Regions from separate parts of the Homo sapiens genome. Here region 1 is linked to region 2. A link is a loop called in an ENCODE intact Hi-C map of the cell type or tissue named here. Cell type or tissue: ovary. All regions are shown on one strand. Each heading gives the region's core, and the rest is flanking DNA. Links, peaks and the distances in the headings are about the cores only.

What was found. Peaks named below come from ENCODE experiments on the same cell type or tissue, not always from the same donor. Only the 100,000 strongest peaks of a DNase experiment are listed, where the experiment ranks them.
Region 1: it touches region 2 in a loop (2.9-fold over the local background); 8 of 110 quality-filtered maps call a loop at or near these places.

What each region holds. Positions count from the first base shown.
Region 1 is chr10:100,523,456-100,534,785 of GRCh38, reverse strand. It overlaps NDUFB8 (NADH:ubiquinone oxidoreductase subunit B8), which reads left to right and starts at 4,915. Exons shown (of 5, transcript NM_005004.4): 1 at 4,915-5,019; 2 at 5,280-5,406; 3 at 7,712-7,811; 4 at 8,232-8,387; 5 at 10,857-11,046. The coding sequence starts at 4,935. The coding sequence ends at 10,949. RefSeq lists enhancers at 4,443-4,492, 4,626-5,208, 6,051-6,220. In ovary, for the core only: no CTCF peak of the experiment used is centred there; DNase peaks (open chromatin) are centred at 4,895 and 5,270; H3K4me3 peaks cover 2,002 bases; H3K27ac peaks cover 1,858 bases.
Region 2 is chr10:100,300,336-100,308,335 of GRCh38, reverse strand. All of the region lies in intron 2 of PKD2L1 (polycystin 2 like 1, transient receptor potential cation channel), which reads left to right. Among named protein-coding and RNA genes, the nearest start is that of BLOC1S2, 18 kb to the right of the region's middle. In ovary, for the core only: a CTCF peak has its summit at 4,428 (motif pointing left); no DNase peak of the experiment used is centred there.

The DNA.
Region 1 (11,330 bases), core at 1,423-9,422, 230 kb before region 2:
GAGATCGCTAACCCAGCCAACACCTTGATTTCAGCCTGATAAGACCCTGAGCTGAGGACTCAGCCAACCAGTACCTGGACTCATGGAATATGTGAGAAAATAAATTGGTGTTTTGGGCTGCTAAATTTACAGTAATTTGTTATGCAGTAATAGAAATGAATGCACTGGCTTAACTATGTAATTATGCTACATAGTAACCATGCTACACCAAACCGATAATAGGGCTACCTCTGTGGAAGTGTTTGAGGCTGCAGGGGGCAATCAAGGCTTTCATTTTATCTGCAGTGTTTGAATTTTTTTTTTTTTTTTGAGCTAGGGTCTCACTCTGTCACCCAGGCTGGAGTGCAGTGATGCAATCTTGGTTCACTGCAACCTCCACCTCCCCAGCTCAAGCAATCCTCCTACCATAGCCTCCCAAGTAGCTGGGACTAAAGGCACACACCACCATGCCGGACTAATTTTTTTTCCTTCTGTAGAGAAAGGGTTTTGCCATGTTGCTCAGGCTGAATGTTTGAATTTTTACAAGAATGTATTAATTCATAACCTTGGGAATTAAAAATAAATTAGGCCAGGCATGGTGGCACATGCCTGTAATCCCAGGACTTTTCAAGGCTGAGGCAGGAGGATTACTTGAGCCTGGGTGTTCCAGATCAGCCTGGGCAACATAGCAAGACCTCATCTCTACAAAAAATTTTAAAAATTAGCTCGGTGCGTTGATGCATGCCTGTAGTCCCAGCTACTAGGGAGGCTGAGGTAGGAGGATTGTTTGAGCCTGGGAGGTGCAGGCTGCAATGAGCCATGATCATGCCACTGCACTCCAGCCTGGATGACAGAGCAAGATCCTGTCTTACTAAAAATAAATAAATTAATTAAGATCAAGAAGATTAAAAGAACTAAAATCAGTAATGAAACAGGGATATTACTGCTGACTTTACCCCCCAAAAAAAGCATATAAGGACATACTGTAAACAATTGTATGTCAAAAAATTACAGAACCTAGATGAAATGGACAGATTCCTAGAAAGGCACAAGCTATAATAGCTGATTCAAGAAGAAATGGAAAATCTGAATAGACCTGTAACAAGAGATTGAATTAGGAATCAAAAACATCCCATAAAGAAAAGCCCAGAAACTGGGCATGGTGGCTTACATCTGTAATCCCTACACTTTGGGAGGCAGAGGCAAGCGAATCACTTGAGCCCAGAAGGTCGCGACCAGACTGGGCAACATGGAGAAACCCCATCTCTACCAAATCCCCCCAGCCAAAAAAAAAAAAAAAAAAAAATTAGCAGGCATGGTGGCACGCCTGTAGTTCCAGCTATTCGGGAAGCTGAAGTGGGAGGATCACTTGAGCCCGGAATGTGGAGGTTGCAGTCAACTGAGATTGCACCACTGCACTCCAGCCTTTTGAGACAGAGCTAGGCCTTGTCTCAAAAGAAAAGAAAAGGCTGGGCACAGTGGCTCATGCCTGTAATCTCAGAACTTTGGGAGGCCGAGGTCGGGGGGACCACCTGAGGTCAGGAGTTCGAGACTAGCCTGGCCAACATGGTAAAACCCCCATCGCTATCAAAAATACAAAAATTAGCCAGGCATGGTGGTGCACGCCTGTAGTCCCAGCTACTTGGGAGGCTGAGGCAGGAGAATCGCTTGAATCCCGGAGGCGGAGGTTGCAGTGAGCTGAGATCGTGCCACTGACTCCAGCCTGGGCAACAGAGCAAGATTCCATCTCAGGAAAAAAAAAAAAGAAAAAGAAAAAGAAAAGCTCAAGACCAGATAGATTTACTGATGAATCCTACCAAACATTTTTTAAAAAATTAACACTGGTCTGGGTGCAGTGGCTCATGTCTGGAATCCCAGCACTTTGGGAGGCCACGGCGGGTGAATCACGAGGTCAGGAGACCGAGACCATCCTGGCTAAAACGGTAAAACCCTGTCGCTACTAAAAATACAAAAAAATTAGCCGGGCATGGTGGCGGGTACCTGTAGTCCCAGCTACTCAGGAGGCTGAGGCAGGAGAATGGCGTGAACCTGGGAGGCGGAGCTTGCAGTGAGCCGAGATTGCACCACTGCACTCCAACCTGGGCAACAGAGCGATACTCCGTCTCAAAAAAAAAAAAAAAGAAAGAAAGAAAACTATAGACCAATATTTCTTATGAATATAGATGCAAAAATCCTAACAGAATACTAGCAAACTCAGTGTAACACCATATAAAAGAATTATATACTATGACCAAGTGGGATTTATTCCAGGAATGCAAGGTCAGTTCAACATCTCAGAATGATCAATATAACACACCATGTAGTAATCAATATTTTATTGATTAATATTTATAATCAACATAATACACTATATTAGTAAAAGAAAAAACCCTACATGATCATCTCAATAGACACAGAAAAAGCTTTTGACAAACCCCAACACCCCTTCCTGATAAACACAGGGTTCCAAATGATACTGTAAAAAAGCAAAAAAACCTACAGAGTCAGAGAAAATATTTATGAATTGTGTATCTGATCAGGGAATTGTATCTAGAATACATAAAGAATCCTTACAACTCAACAATAAAAAGACAAACCAATTTAAAAATGAACAAAGGGTTTGAACAGATATTCCTCCAAAGAAGGTATACCATGGCCAATAAGCACATGGAAAGATGCTCAGCATTATTAGTCATCAGGGTACTGCAAATGAAAACTGCAATGAAGTACCATTCACAGGCACTTGCATGGTGATACTAAAAAGAGACAATAACAAGTGTTGATAAAGATGTGGAGAAACTGAAACCCTCTCACACACTGCTAATGGGGATGTAACATGTCACAGCTGCTTTGAAAAACAATTTGGCAGTTCTTCAAAAGTTAAACCACAGAGTTACCCTATGACCCAGCAATTCTACTCCTAGGCATATAACCAAAAGAATAGAAAGCATACATCCAGACAAAAACTTATACAAGAATGTTCACAGCAGCATTATTCACAATAGCCAAACAAGCAGAAACAACTCAAATGTCCATTAACTGATAAATGTATAAATAAAATATTGTACTGTACATTCATATAATGGAATATTATACAGCCCAAAAAGGAATGAAGTACTGATATGTGCTACAACACAGACAAACTTTGAAAACATTATTCTAAGTGAAAGAAAATGGACACAAAAGGCCACATATTGCATGATCCATTTATATAAACTGTCTGAATAGGCAAATCCATAGAAACAGAAAGTAAATTAGTGGTTGCCAGTGGGTAGAGGTAGGGGCAACGTGCTAATGTGTATGGGTTTTTTCGGAAGCAATAAAAATGTTTTAGATAGTGATGATGATTGCACAACTTTGTAAATGTACTAAAAATAACTACTGTACACTTTAAAAGGTTTTTTTGTTTTTGTTTTTGTTTGTTTGTTTTTTGTTTTTGAGACAGTCTCACCCTGTCACCCAGGCTGGAGTGCAGTGGCGTGATCTCGGCTCATTGCAACCTCCATCTCCTGTGTTCAAGTGATTCTCTTGCCTCAGCCTCCTGAGTAGCTGGGATTACAAGTGTACACCACCATGCCCAGCTATTTTTGTATTTTTAGTAGAGATGGGTTTTTGCTGTGTTGGCCAGGCTGGTCTTGAACTCCTAACCTCAAGTAATCTTCCCACCTCAGCCTCCCAAAGTGCTGGGATTACAGGCGTGAGCCACCGCACCCGGCCTAAAAGGGTGAATTTATGGTATGTGAATAATATCTTAATAAAAATAAATAAATTAGATCAACTCTGTTTCTTGACCTAAATTGGATCAGGGTTTGCTATTGGTTGAATGCAGATGTTGTGCAATTATTCTGAACATCAACTAGTGATGTCATTTACAAGACAGCAAGTTGCTGTGTAGTCCTTCCCAAAATTTATATATTAAATAGTATATATCCATATTTGTTTACTTTTTATAACTTAAAAAAAAAGAGACGAAGTCTCACTATGTCACCCAGGCTGGTCTCAAACTCCTGGTCTCCAGCCATTCTCCAACCTAGGCCTCCCAAAGTGTTGGGATTACAGGTGTGAGCCACAGCTCCCAGCTTATATGCATTTTTATTGCTCTGATATATACTTGAGAATGTTTATAATAATAGGTTCTGCTCCAAAACAGTGGTCACCTGAAAAGTCACTGGAAATACGTGCATATTTATAATGTGTAAGTTATTCAAATCCCAAGTGAAAACATTCATATGCAAACATAATAATGTCTCCAATTCTTCTGTTGAGTTAGTTTGTTCATTATGGGCCGGTTTGTAATTTGTTTTATCCAAGTCCTACCAACTCTGAGGCTTTAAGCTGTCTCTGGAGAGCTGCCTCTGGTGATAAGTTTAATTTTACATTTGTTGGGTTGAGGTGACTGAGACATGCAGATGGAAACACGGACTGAAACTAAGGAGCCAATTCAGGGCCGAATTGTGTGTTGCACTGGCGTCTAAGTGAAGATCAACCCATTTGGAGAACAGAACAACAAGCAAGACCAACAGGTGAATTTGAAGAATGATCATGTTTGGGGATGGAAGGAAGTGCCCGTGAAGGAGAGGAAAGCAAGCAGCCAGAGAAGAGAGTAAGACAGGCTCATTTCACTAGTACAGCTCCTGGGGGAGGTGGTTAAGCTGTCTACCTGAGTTGCTCAGGTTCCGAGTTCCCATCATCCCTGGATGGGTCTAAGTCAGCTCAGGGAGAAAAAGGACACAACATTCTGAAATGTCAGAGACCTGCCTGGTTTTCCCTTCTTCCCGCTTATCCTTCCCAGCCTCTATCCAACCCTTGGCTTCCCAACTGCGTATTTAAACCCCGCCCCTGTTGAACCCTTCGGCTTTTCTTCACTCCCGGCTTCCTCCGTCACGTTTGGCCCGGCTCAGCCGCCGTGACAGGCCTTTGCGCATGTGCAGAAGGGAAACGTGAAGAAGGTGAAGATGGCGGTGGCCAGGGCCGGGGTCTTGGGAGTCCAGTGGCTGCAAAGGGCATCCCGGAACGTGATGCCGCTGGGCGCACGGACAGGTCCGCGAGAACGGGCGAGACCTCAGTGTGGGAAGGGGGTACCTGAAATTTGGTGTATCGGGAGGGGGGATCGTAGATGCCGCGGCGGCAGCCTCCGGGTAGGGAGTGGAGGTGGCGTTGATATATCCAGAAAATGGGGTGGAGGATCGCACTGATCCTGCGAAGTCCCGGGCTCGGACCTCTGCAGCCCCTGCGACTTGAAGCCTTCGGAGCGGCTGGAGAGCGGGCTCGCTTCTGACCTGTTCTCTTCTGCGTTCTAGCCTCCCACATGACCAAGGACATGTTCCCGGGGCCCTATCCTAGGACCCCAGAAGAACGGGCCGCCGCCGCCAAGAAGTATAATATGCGTGTGGAAGACTACGAACCTTACCCGGATGATGGCATGGGGTGAGACAGAGAGGGTATGCTCGCACCCAAGTAGTGATGGGAGAAGGCCGGCTGGGTTGGGTGGCTTGACTGTGACCCTTTTTCCCGAACCTTCTCGTGACCCCTCAGAGTCAATGGAGTGGGTGCTTTTCTCTGTGGAGGGAGGTGGGAGGGGGGTGGGTGAGCAGCTGCAGCTGAGAGGACTTCAATTTTCTCCTTGGCTCAGGCTGTTTCCTCAAATGAGGAAGCCGAGGTTTTAATGGCTCCCTCGAGGACCCCCGAATAGCAGGAGCCTTCCTTGGCTCTATCCAGAGCGTCGAGTTTCATTTAGATTGAGCATCTGCTGCGCTCAGGTGCTGTCATCCAGGCATGTGACCAGGCTGGAGCTGGACTCCTGTCATGAGAATCTTATTTGTAAACGGAGTACTCTATATTTGTGTGTATGTCTCTTTAAAAAAAATGTTTTTCTGTTAGTGCTGTGGAAATCGTAGCAACTATTAAGCAGATTAAACAGCCAGCCCCCTTACGTACTCCAGTTGATGTTATCCTATCCCTTCCACACTCTTCCGTATCCATACCCACATAACATCCCAATGGTTAATTATCTGAAGTGATTATCATCGCCTTTATTTCCTGTCCTAATGTCACTCTTTCAATCTTGGTTTCAGCAACTTCTATTCTTCTTGTTATACACTCATTTTCTGTAGCATATGTCTAGTTGTCATCATTTCCTGTTTTTTCTTATGTTGTGGACAAGAGCAGCCTTGTTCGAAGCCAGTGTCAGATGAACCTGGATTTGTTGGGGAAAACCCAGCTTAGCAAGAGGTCCCATGAGGTGTTTGAGACGCAGAGATGAATGCCAACTGGGTGGTCAAGAACACAGTTATTACGAGAAGAGTGCTTTTCTAATCTGTACCCTTTTTGTTTTTATTCCAATTAGCTGGGTGACTTTGGATTCAGACTCTAAACTTTAATTTTTCATTTTCTATCTAATGAGGGAATCAGAGTACAGTCATATGTCACTTAACAACAGGGATACATTCTGAGAAATGGGTTGTTAGGTTATCTCCTCATTGTATGAACATTAGGAGTGTACTTACAGAAACCTAGATGGTATGGCCTGCTACACACCTCGGCTTTATGGTATGGCCTGTTGCTCTGAGGCCACAAACCTGTACAGCATATTGCTATACTTAATACTGTGGGAAATTGTAACACAATGGTATTTGTGTATCTAAACATAGAAAAGGTACATAAAAGTATGCTATAAAAGATAAAAAATGGGCCAGGCACAGTGGCTCACGCCTGTAATCCCAGCACTTTGGGAGGCCAAGGCAGGCAGATCACGAGGTCAGGAGATCAAGACCAGCCTGGCTAACGTGGCGAAACCCTGTCTCTGCTAAAAATACAAAAATTAGCTGGGCGTGATGGCAGGTGCCTGTAATCCCAGCTACTTGGGAGGCTGAGGCGGGAGAATTGCTTGAACCCGGGAGGTGGAGGTTGCAGTAAGCTGAGATTGTGCCATTGCCCTCCAGTCTGGGCAACAAGAGCAAGATTCCGTCTCAAAAAAGAGAAAAAGATAAAAAATGGTACATATGTATAGGGCAGCTTTATTATAAACTTATGGGACCCCCTTCGTGTATGTTGTCCGTCATTGACTGAAATGGTATGTGGCACATGACTGTAATTGATTGCTAAATTCCCTTTCATCTCTAATATCACACGATTGTGTGACTTTTTTTCTTTTTATTGAAAGAAGTTTGGGGAAGCTGGGTTTTTTTGTTTTGTTTTGTTTTTTTCAGACAGTTTCACTCTTGTTGCCTAGGCTGGAGTGCAATGGTGCGATCTGGGCACACTGCAACCTCCACTTCTTGGGTTCAAGTGATTCTCCTGCCTCAGCCTCCTGAGTAGCTGATATTACAGGCACCTGCCACCACACCCAGCTAATTTTTGTATTTTTAGTAAAGGTGGGGTTTCACCATGTTGACCAGTCTGGTCTTGAATTCCTGACCTTAGGTGATCTGCCCACCTCAGCCTCTCAAAGTGCTGGGATTATAGGCATGAGCCACCACACCTGGCCCAGGGAAGGCTTATGTACATTAAAATATTTCAGAGTTTGCCATGAACTTTTAAATACAGTGTGGACTTCTATGGTTAATTCTGTGCTTAGTGACTAGAACTTGAGCTCTTGCCTTGAGGTTTAGTTCCTTTGTCCTTAGGTGAGGCAGTTATCTCTGTCACTTTGTTTCTCATCTATAAGATGAGGAGACTCTGAATTGTCTGAGGCTGCTCACAGCCCTTTCCAGAAGTTCTTGCTGTCTTTCAGGTATGGCGACTACCCGAAGCTCCCTGACCGCTCACAGCATGAGAGAGATCCATGGTATAGCTGGGACCAGCCGGGCCTGAGGTTGAACTGGGGTGAACCGGTAAGAGAACCATATCTCATTTGACCTTCCTTCTCTCTTTGTCTTCTTGGCGATTCTTTAGCTCAGATGGCACTTCTTTGACCAAGTAACACTAAGCTTTCCTGCTCAAGGAAGCAAGGTCCAGTGATGTGAGATCTGAGATTGCATGTGGCACACTGAATGGGACGTCTGGGAATCATGAAACTCTGTACTGTGAAAGTTGTGCACTTCCATGATGGAGCTGTCCCTATTCAGCAGAACCTAGACAGAGGCCAGCATCTAATCCTGTAGGGCAGTGTGCCTCAGACCTGGTTCTCAGCATATTGTCCCAGGGCAGTAGAATGCTTCTGTCTAGCCTTGTATCAGGCTCTAATCACTGGGGACTTGCCTGCATTTTGCAGGAAGAGTAGTATGTGACAGCTATTTGTCTTTCTGCCTCAGATGCACTGGCACCTAGACATGTACAACAGGAACCGTGTGGATACATCCCCCACACCTGTTTCTTGGCATGTCATGTGTATGCAGCTCTTCGGTTTCCTGGCTTTCATGATATTCATGTGCTGGGTGGGGGACGTGTACCCTGTCTACCAGCCTGTGGTGAGTATCCGAGAAGTGCTCCCTTAGGCACGCTTGCTTAGCCCCATTTCCTGAGGGAGTGAAGTCTCTGGGGTAGGAATCCAGTCAATACCAAGCTTGGCTTCCTGGAGTCTTAGGAGATAGGAAGATAGGAGGGCCTTGACCCATTGGCCTGCCACAAGTACCACAGCACTTCTCCACCCCTACTTCTTGGACCAGTCTGGGTGAGTAGATACACTTGAAGACTAGATGAGCAATGAGTGTGTGGAAACCAGCTAGTCACCAGAGTTGCCATTTGGGGATTATATTTATTAACAATATTTCATTAAGTGATCTTTCACAGTAGAGTTAAGGAATCTTGAGTGAAAATCTTATCCTTTGTTGGACTTGTGAAGGGCACGTCCTGTAGTATATTGGAAGCAATTAAGAGTCTACTACAGGCATAGACTTACATTTTGGAGAATGTAAAGGACATAGAAAATGAATTCTCTAGCTTTAAGGAAGTTTAGTTAAGAAAATTTAGATAAGTTACATGAGCAACATTTGAACAGATATATGGGAATTCTGTACAATCTATGTGTATATATGTGTATAGTGAATGTATGTGCTTAGTGGTATGAGTTACTGTCAAGGAGAAGGGCTACCTAGATGCTAACACACACACACACACACACACACACACACACACACACACACACACACGTATGTGCTTAGTGGTATGAGTTACTGTCAAGGAGAAGGGCTACCTAGATGCTAACACACACACACACACACACACACACACACACACACACACACACACACGCTTTGGGTGGTGGGAAGTTGGAGAAAACATTTGGGGCAAGAGAAAACAATGAAGGCGGCCAGGTATGGTGGTTTGCGCCTGTAATCCCGGCACATTGGGAGGCTGAGGTGGGCAGATTGCTTGAGCTCAGGAGTTCAAGACCAGCCTGGGCAACATAGTGAAACCCCGTCTCTACAAAGTATACAAAAAAATTAGCCAGGCATGGTGGTGCGTGCCTGTAATCCCAGCTACTTGGGAGGCTGGGGCACAGGAATCCTTTGAACTTGGGAGGCAGAGGTTGCAGTGAGCTGAAATCACACTACTGCCCCCCAGCCTGGGCAACAGAGCAAGACTCTGTCTCGAAAAAAAAAAAAGAAAACAATGAAGGAAAAGGAGGGTGAGTTAGCTGGAGTAGAATAGAGGTATAGAATCGTTCCTAAATAACCGGCTGCATTGGTTTCCTGGAGACTTGCTAAAAACCCAGATTCCCAGGCCCCACTTCTTGGTGCTCCTAATTCAGTAGCATCACAGTAGGGTTCCAGAAGCGGTATTTTTAACAAGCTCCCAGGTAATTCTGATGTGCACCTAGATTTGGAAATCACTGTGTTAAAAAATATTGTGAGGTAAGTTGGTCAGTTAGGTTGGGCAGCTTTTATTTCATTGCTAAGGGATTTGGACTTGATGGTGTAATAAAGCATTAATTGAACAAATATTTATGGAGCCTGTACTATGTACCAGATGCAGACTGTGCTAGCGGTTGGGGATACAGTGATGACTTGGTCTGCCTCTAGGTGGCAGGGAGCCATTTTGGGTTTTCGAACAGAAAAGTGACATAATGAATGCTGAGTTCTTAGGAAGATTAATCCAGGAGTAGTCTCCAGGATGTACTGGAAGGAGAGAAGCTGAAAGCAGGGAGGCTGCTGTGTTTGCAGTTGGCTGCCCAGTGCTACCTCTGCAGAGACAATCAATGTCCTGAAGGTAGCTGGTATGTCTGTGTGCACTGACACGAGCCTTCCTACCAAGCCCCAGGGGCTCCATGCTGGAGAATGCACGTAGGGCTAGGGTGAGCACTAACTTCACTTCAGGAGAGCAAGGAACAGTGTGGCTCTTCCATTTTTCAGTTCTGTAAGCACATCACCCTTTTCTCCTCCCCTTGAGCTGTGTTCTCTGACAGCTGTTTGTTGGTAAAGCCAGCAGCCCCTAAAGCACGTCCCAGCCTTGTCTCCTCTGTGCTTTCCCCCACCACTGCTGCTGCACGCCTCATTTGCTGGGCCACTTTAGTGGTGGAACCATTAGAGGCTGAGTGACTTAAAGGAGATTGAGTCTGTCTCGACCCCGAGAGAGAGTGGGATGGATGGATGCATCGTCTCATTTAGAAAGTGTTGCCTCTGACTCTAACACACTCTTCTCTCTTTCTTTACCTCCCTCCCTGTCTTCCTCCCTTCCCCTCCTTTCCCTAACCCCCTTCCCTCCCCCTTTCTCCTTCTCTCTCACAGTGTAGGCACCACTTCTCTTACAATTTAGGCTTTCTCTCTGCCTTGGGCTGAGTGAGGAAGAGGAGTGCTGTTCCTGCCTTCCTAGCCCAGCTGGGTCTGACCAGAGGCTACTGTGTACCCATTTACCATGCGTGATTGTTAACTCAGAGTGGGGTGTAGCCAGGTATTGACTGAATGTATGTTCTTGCTGACCTGTGTTTTTTTCTGTAGGGACCAAAGCAGTATCCTTACAATAATCTGTACCTGGAACGAGGCGGTGATCCCTCCAAAGAACCAGAGCGGGTGGTTCACTATGAGATCTGAGGAGGCTTCGTGGGCTTTTGGGTCCTCTAACTAGGACTCCCTCATTCCTAGAAATTTAACCTTAATGAAATCCCTAATAAAACTCAGTGCTGTGTTATTTGTGCCTCATTTCCCCAGGAATAGTCACTGCCTTGAGGAACCTCATCCTTTTCCCTTTTTTTCTGCTTGATGTCTGCTGTCTTCCCTGTTTTCTTTTTCTGAAATTTAAAGGATAAGAGGGTGGGGTGGATGGGGACTTAGGCACAAAATGTTAATTTGTTAATTTCACTTGGGTTGTAAAGGTACTTAAGGGTTTTAGCTGTGTGGAGGTGTTAAGGGTCCCTCCTTTTCCCATTTACAGGGTCAAGGAAGAAATGTTCCTAACTTTCCAAGTTGGAACAA
Region 2 (8,000 bases), core at 1-8,000:
CAACATTCTAAATCTGAGTTATCTGTATAAAATGGAGATGGTAATTCCTATTTTATTGGTATTTTTCAGGATCCTGGGAGAAAATGTATATAAAGCCTGGTGAATAATGTATCAATAATGGTGGTTGTTGTTATTATTGAGCAATTGTGAATTTGATCTGAGAACAAGATTAAGAAGCATGATATAGTGTGTACAGAAGAATTTAATTTCTGTCCAAGAAAAAAAAAATCAGATACTCTCTACATTTGACATGAAACCATCACCTAGTCTCTGAAACCCCTTCGCACATTCTCATGTAGTTATCATCCAGTCTCCAAAGATTTCCTGGAATGAGCCCATTTCTGCCTTAAAATGGTAGTGACGTACTGGCATTTGACATACTGAGTCAAATCCTGACTCATTCCCCACTCTGGTCTAGTGTCACCTTATGAAATACAAAGGGCAATTCCACTCTTTTACTGTATCTTACAGAAAGGAGCTGGGAAGGCCAGCCCTAGAACCCCCTCCATGTGAGCCTCAGATGATCTTCAGCTGACAATCCTTTGCTGACACGCCCAGTGGTGAAAAGGATGTTTGTGAAGTGGCCCATTTCATAATTGAAAGTACTAGTGGTGAAGAAGGACTGCCTTTTATGTAGCTAAAGTTTCTCCCCTATAACTTTTTATTTTTATTTTTTGAGGCAGTGTCTCACTCTGTTGCCCAGGCTGGAATGCAATGTCACGATCACTGCTTACTGCAACCTCAACCTCCAGGGCTCAAGCGATCCTCCCACCTTAGCCTCCCAAGTAGCTGGGATCACAGGTGCCCACCACCAAGCCTGGCTAATTTTAAAAATATTTTGTAGAGACAAGGTCTCCCAGTTTTGCCCATGCTGCTCTATGAATTCCCGGGCTCAAGTGATCCTCAAGCCTTGGCCTCCTAAAGTGTTGGGATGACCCACTGGACTTGGCCACCCTCTGTAACATGTATCTCTTGGGATAATTCTGGGAGTGATACACAATCGGTCTACTATGGAGGCAGACAGATTTGCATTTTAATCCTGGCTCCATTAGTTGTTTTCCTTGGGCAACTTACTTAAACTCTCCAAAACTGGAAAGCATGGATAATATTGGCACCCACCGCATAAGGCTGTAGTAGGATTAAATGAAATAAGCATGTCAAGCACTTAACACAGGACACGTAATAGGTGTTTTGAGGCAATAGGTGTCTAGTCTTGTCCTTTCTTTCTCCTGATTTGGAGAAGGGTGATGATGAAATGGATATGTTGAGCCTCTGTCAGATTCGGAAATCTTTGAACCAGGCGTTCCAGTTAAACAGGCTGGTTCTTGACTGTAGAGTCAAACTACGATACTTATTACCTGAAGAGAATAGAAACTAGTGGGGATGTAGGGGGAGGGAAACACCAGGAAAGATCATCAAGTTTTTTGTTTTTGTTTTTTCTTTCTTTCTTTCTCTCTCTTTCTTTTTTTTTTTTTTTTTTGACAGGGTCTCACTCTCTCGCCCAGGCTGGAGGGCAGTGGCACGATCATGACTCACTGCAGCCTTGATCTCCTAAGGCTCGGGTGATCTTCCTGCCTCAGTCCCCCGAGTAGCTGGGACTACAGGTGTGTGCCAACACACCCAATTTTTGTATTTTCAGCAGAGAAAGAGTTTCGCCATGTTGCCCGGGCTGGTGTCAAACTCCTGTCTCAAGTAGTCCACTCGCTTTGGCCTCTCAAAGTGCTGGGATTACAGGTGTGAGCCATTGCGCCCGACCCATTAAGTTGTTTTCAGTTTTCTTCTGCAATAATGCACCCGAGGGATGTGATCCCCTTACATAACTACCAGTGGTTCACATGGACAGTGAACTCAGTGATTTTCCCCTGGAGTGGGAAGCAGGTGTCCTAAGTGTTCTGTGTAGTTTGTAAGTCATCTTGAGATCCCTGGGAAGTTCTGAGAGCCCTCTGGAAGCTTTTTTCTCTTTCTACTCTCTATTTTGGAATCACCAAAATAGATACTGGGAAACCCACTGCCTTCTTGACATTTCTATTGAAGACAAGTAGGACTGATTGCTTGTCTGATTGCAACAGGTCAAGGCAGCAGTTCTCAAAGTGTGGTCCCATGACCACGAGTATCACTTTGGAACTTATTAGAAATGCAAATTGTTGAGCCCCACCTAAACCTATAGCAATCCATGTTTTTTAGGGGTTGGTTTGTTTTTGTTTTTGTTTTTTGAGATGATCTTGGCTCACTGCAGCCTTGACCTCTCATCTCTCACCGAGTAGCTGGGACCCCAGGTGCACACCACCATGCCCGGCTAATTTATGTATTTTTTTTGTAGAAACAGGATCTTGCCACGTTGCCCAGGCTGATATCGAACTCCTGGACTCAAGTGATCCACCTGCATCAGCCTCTCAAAGTGCTGGGATTATACGAGTGAGCCCTGTACTTGGCCAGCAATTTGTGTTTTAAAAAGCCTTCCAGGTGATTCTGATGCATGCTAAAGTTTGCTTATCATCGGTGGGTTAAGAAAAGGGGAGAAAGACACATGAGCCAAATCATCACCCCATGTACAACCCTGGGCTTCCTCTGCCCTGCTTTTAGATTCAGATTCCTGCAGCCTCCATGCCTGATGCCCATCTGATGCTCTCGACGGATGACTTATTAGAGAGACTGAGTTCTGCCAGCACCATTTCTACCTTCACGCTGTGTAGGGAGGGGTTCCTGGTAAACTGTGCTTGCTTGCTAGGTCAATCAAGGACTGGCTTTATTTCTCTTACCCAAGACTTGAATGAATGTATTGTTCTCTTTGGACTAAGGAATATTCCAGCCTCTTTCCAACATTTACTAAATATAAGTTGTCCTTGACTATTTTGATGACATTGCTGTGATGGGTCAAACATGGATTAATGATGCTTTACTCAGTTTGAAATTGATTCACTTGGCCGGGTGTGGTGGTGCAAGCCTGTAATCCCAGCACTTTGGGAGGCCAAGGCAAGTGGATAATTTGAGGTCAGGAGTTCGAGACCAGCCTGGTCAACATGGTGAAACCCCTGTCTCTACTGAAAATACAAAAAATTAGCCAGGTATGGTGCCGGGCGCCCGTAATCCCAGCTACTCAGGAGCCTGAGGCAGGAGAATAGCTTGAACCCGGGAGGCAGAGGTTGCAGTGAGCTGAGATCACGCCACTGCACTCCAGCCTGGGTGACAGTGCGAGACTCCATCTCAAAAAAAAAAAAAAAGACAAGAAGAGAAAATGATTCACTTATTTCATTTCTACCCTTTATTATAGTATTATAGTTATTTTTCATTTTTCCACTGTTGGTTCAACCAACAAACACTTATTGGGAAGCTACTCAACTACTTATTGAGTTGCCTAAAAGGTATTATATTCCCAGTTTTACAGATGAGAAAGCTGAGACTCAGAGCCCAAGTCTATACTGTAAGTGGCAGAGCTGGGATTTGAACCTAGATCTGTCTGGCTGCAGTGCTCATGCTCATTCTGCTACATCAAGTTCATTCTGGGACACGTCTTCCTCAATAGAACTTTTTAAGGATAGAAACCATGACACTGCTGGTCATGGTGGCTCACGCCTATGATTCCAACACTTTGGGAGGCTAACAGCGGAGGTCAGCTTGAGTTCAGGAGTTCAGGACCAGCCTGGGCAACATAGTGAGACCTTGTCTCTACACAAAATTTAAAAAGGGGTGGCATGCACTTGTGGTCCCAGCTACTCAGGAGGCTGAGATGGGAGGATCACTTGACCCCAGGAGGTTTGAGGCTGCAGTGAGCTATGATAGTGCCACCCCACTCCAGCCTGGGCAACACAGCAAGACCCTGTCTCAAAAAAAGGAAAAGAAAAGATAAAGATAAAAGAAACCGTGACACCTAGCAAGGTATTTTATACATTGTAGAATTTGAATAATGTTTGTTTAATGAATATAAAATGTGTTTTTAGAATAATTCAGGTTGATAGGCTGATAATATGGGCTACTAACTATGAACATCGGAGGTATTAGAAATACTCGGTTTGGGTTTCATAAAATGGTGGGAAAGTACCCCTCATCTCATGGGATGGAGTACAAAATTCACAGATGTAAGAATTAATGAGGGAGAAAGAGTGTTTGTATGGGGAGAGAGTGTTGAATAGGTACTAAACCAAATTTAGATTCTAATTTAGAAAATTTTTAAGGTTGCTTCTTGCTCTTTTCTGTACCTATGCACTTCAATTTAAAAAGTTACAAATAGCGAATACTGAATTTCTGCCTGTCAATAGGCATTTTACCAGGTCAAGCCATTTTTCTCAGAAGACGTGTAATATTTACTGCCTTGTATAATAATCAGAGATATTATGCATCCATAAATAGTTGACGGGCAATGTTATTTCTCCGAGCAATGTTAATTCTCCGAATTGGAAAAGAGGAAAAGCTGTAGCAATGAGTACCACCTAGTGGCTACTCAGAAGATGTGACAATTTAGCCAACCTGCTTCATTAGGAAAGGTTCAGCTTGCTATCAGTTGTAACTGTGATGGGCTTTCCGCACACAGAAGTTTGATTTCCAGCGGGACCCCATTTTCACATCCAGAAAAATTGAGTCCAAATAACTAATGACAAGTAATCACAGATTTGAGTTAGAAGTAAAGCCATATCTTGGACTTAACAGTGTGGAATGGGGAAATGTGAATAATAATGTTTCCTTCTTTGCCATTTTTTCCCCCTGAAAAAGTATAATGTTAGTGCCCAATCCGTGATCATTCGCCTTCCAGATGAGGAAGTGGGAGAAGATATGGCCCAAGATCTGAAAATGAAAATTCTTAAAGGGAATTGCTCATAAGAGGCTGACAAATTCTACTTTTAAAATGTTTGATGTGGGCCGGGCGCGGTGGCTCATGCCTGTAATCCCAGCACTTTGGGAGGCCGAGGCGGGCGGATCACCTGAGGTTGGGGGTTCGAGACCAATATGGAGAAACCCCGTCTCTACTAAAAATATAAAATTAGCCGGGCGTCGTGCTGCATGCCTGTAATCCCAGCTACTCGGGAGGCTGAGGCAGGAGAATTGCTTGAACCCAGGAGGTGGAGGTTGCAGTGAGCCGAGATCGTGCCATTGCACTGCAGCCTGGACAACAAGAGTGAAACTCCGTCTCAAAAAAAAAAACAAAAAAACAGTTTGATGTAATTATGGACTTAAAGAAAATTTGCAAGAAAAAGACAAAGAATTCTTGATACACTGCATATATTTCACTCAGTTTTCCCATATATGAACATGTTACCATGCTTGCTTCTCCTTTCTCATTCTCTCTTTCCCCATCCTCCACACACATGTGCGTGTGCACACACACAAACACACACGCACACACAAGTTTGAGAGTAAATTATAGACATAATGCCCTTTTGTTCCTAAATACTTCAATACGTATTTTCTAAAAAACAAGGATATTCTCTTATCAAAGTCAGAAATTTATCAGCAATCCAGTACTATCATCTAATGAACAGACCATATTACAATTTCACCAATTATACCACTGACAGCCTTTATAGCAAAAGGAAAAAAATTATGGTCCAGGATTAGCTTTCAATTTTTTTCTTTTTTTGCTTCAGAACATTTATATCAAGTCAAATTTCTTTAGTCTCATTTAACCTGGAACAATTTTTTTTTTTTTTGGGGGACAGAGTCTCACTTTGTCACCCAGTGGTATGATCTTGGCTCATTGCAACCTCTGCCTCCTGGGCTTAAGTGATCCTCCTGCCTCAGCCTCCCAAGCAGCTGGGATTACAGGCATGCAACACCATGCCCGGGTAATTTTTGTAATTTTTTTTTTTTGTAGAGATGAGGTTTGGCTATATTGCCCAGGCTAGTCTCGAACTCCTGAGCTCAAGTGATCCGCCCACCTCCACCACCCACAGTGCTAGGATTACAGGTGTGAGTTACTGCACCTGGCCAAACCTGGAACAATTCTTTAGTTTTTCTTTGCCTTTTATTTCCTGGCCAAAAAAACCTGAGCAACAAAATAAATAATAAATTATAACCCATAGGGAAGAAAAGCTGCCAAGAATCCATAGGTTCTAATTGATATGTGTGTGTGTGTGTGTGTGTGTGTATGCGTGTGTGTGTGTGTGTATGCATGAATACATGAATTAGGAATAAGGGAAAGCTCTTCTGAAGAGAATGTCAACTAATAAATGGAGAAGGAATTGTGGAATTTTAAAAAATCACCATTTGAGGCCGGTGCAGTGGCTCATGCCTATAATCCCAGCACTTTGGGAGGCCAAAGTGGGCGGATCACATGAGGTCAGGAGTTGAAGACCAGCCTGACCAACATGGAGAAACGCCATCTCTACTAAAAATACAAAATTTGCTGAGTGTGGTGGCATATGCCTGTAATCCCAGCTACTTGGGAGGCTGAGGCAGGAGAATCACTTGAATCCAGGAGGCGGAGTGTTGCGGGAAGTCAGGGACCCCGAATGGAGGGACCTGCTGAAGCCGTGACAGAAGAACATAAATTGTGAAGATTTCATGGACATTTATCACTTCCCCAATCAATACCCTTATAATTTCCTATGCCTGTCTTTACTTTAATCTCTTAATCCCGTCATCTTTGTAAACTGAGGATGTATGTTGCCTCAGGACCCTGTGATGATTGCGTTAACTGCACAAATTGTTCATAAAGCATGTGTGTTTGAACAATATGAAATCTAGGCACCTTGAGAACAGGATAAGAATGATTTTCAGGGAACAAGGGAGATAACCTTAAAGTCTGGCTGCCTGTGGGCCGGGCAGGACAGACCCATATTTCTCTTATTACTGAAAACGGGTAAGATAAATATCACTGAATTCTTTCCCCAGTAAGGAATATTAATAATTAACAGCCCTGGGAAAAGAATGCATTCCCGGGGGGGGGGCCTCTAAAATGGCTGCTCTGGGGGTGTCTGCCTTATGCAGCTGCAGATAACAGATGAAACACGCCCTGGCCACCTGCAGTGCCCCCAGGCTTCCTAGGATTAGGAAATTCCAGGCTGGCAAATTCTAGTCAGACTGGTTCTCTGCTCTTGAACCCTGTTAAGATGTTTATCAATGACAATGCATGCACAGCAGGACATGGAAGTTCATTAGTGATTCTAGTTTCGCCCTGACCTTGTGATCTCGCCTTGACCTTCTGCCTTGTGATCTTTTGTCACCCTTGAAGCATGTGATCTCTGTGACCCACACCCTATTCGTACACTCCCTCCCCTTTGAAAATTGCTAATAAAAACTTGCTGGTTTTACGGCTCAGGGGGCATCATGGAACCTGCCGACATGTGACGTCTCCGCCGGACACCCAACTTTAAAATTTCTCTCTTTTGTACTCTTTCCCTTTATTTCTCAGACCAGCAGACACTTAGGGAAATAGAAAAGAACCTACGTTGAATTATCGGGGGCAGGTTCCCCCGATAGCGGAGTTTTTGGTGAGCCAAGATCGTGCCATTGCACTCCATCCTGGGCAACAACAGTGAAAAAAAAAATCACCATTTGACAATGTTAGTAATAATCAGGCAAAAAATACACAGTTTGAAAGGGGTCTCCCCACAAAAACACGTATTAATTACAAAAAGAAAAACAGTAATTTTACGTTGAAGAAACTGGCAGACACCACCTTAACAAAAGATCAAAGTTAATCTCACTAGTAATGAGATGAACAGGCAATGTGTAGTTCCTGATATCATGCACTGAGAAAGACACAGTATCACTTCTATGATATCCCTCCCAAAAATGCATAACCGAATTTAAAAATAAGAAAACATTAGACTAACTTAAATTGAAGGACAATCTGTTAAATAAATGACTTATACTTTTAGAATCCTGCTTTGTAAACAAAACTTAGTGCTCCCTACAGCCCTACTGGCACATGGGACTGGATGGATGTGTTAGGGTGCATGAGGGAGATCAAGTTCTTCAGGGTAAAGTCCAGGTCTTTTTTTTTTAATTTAACTTGCACACAATGTGTGCACAGGGAGAATCACAGGGTGATTGCTCCTAGGTCT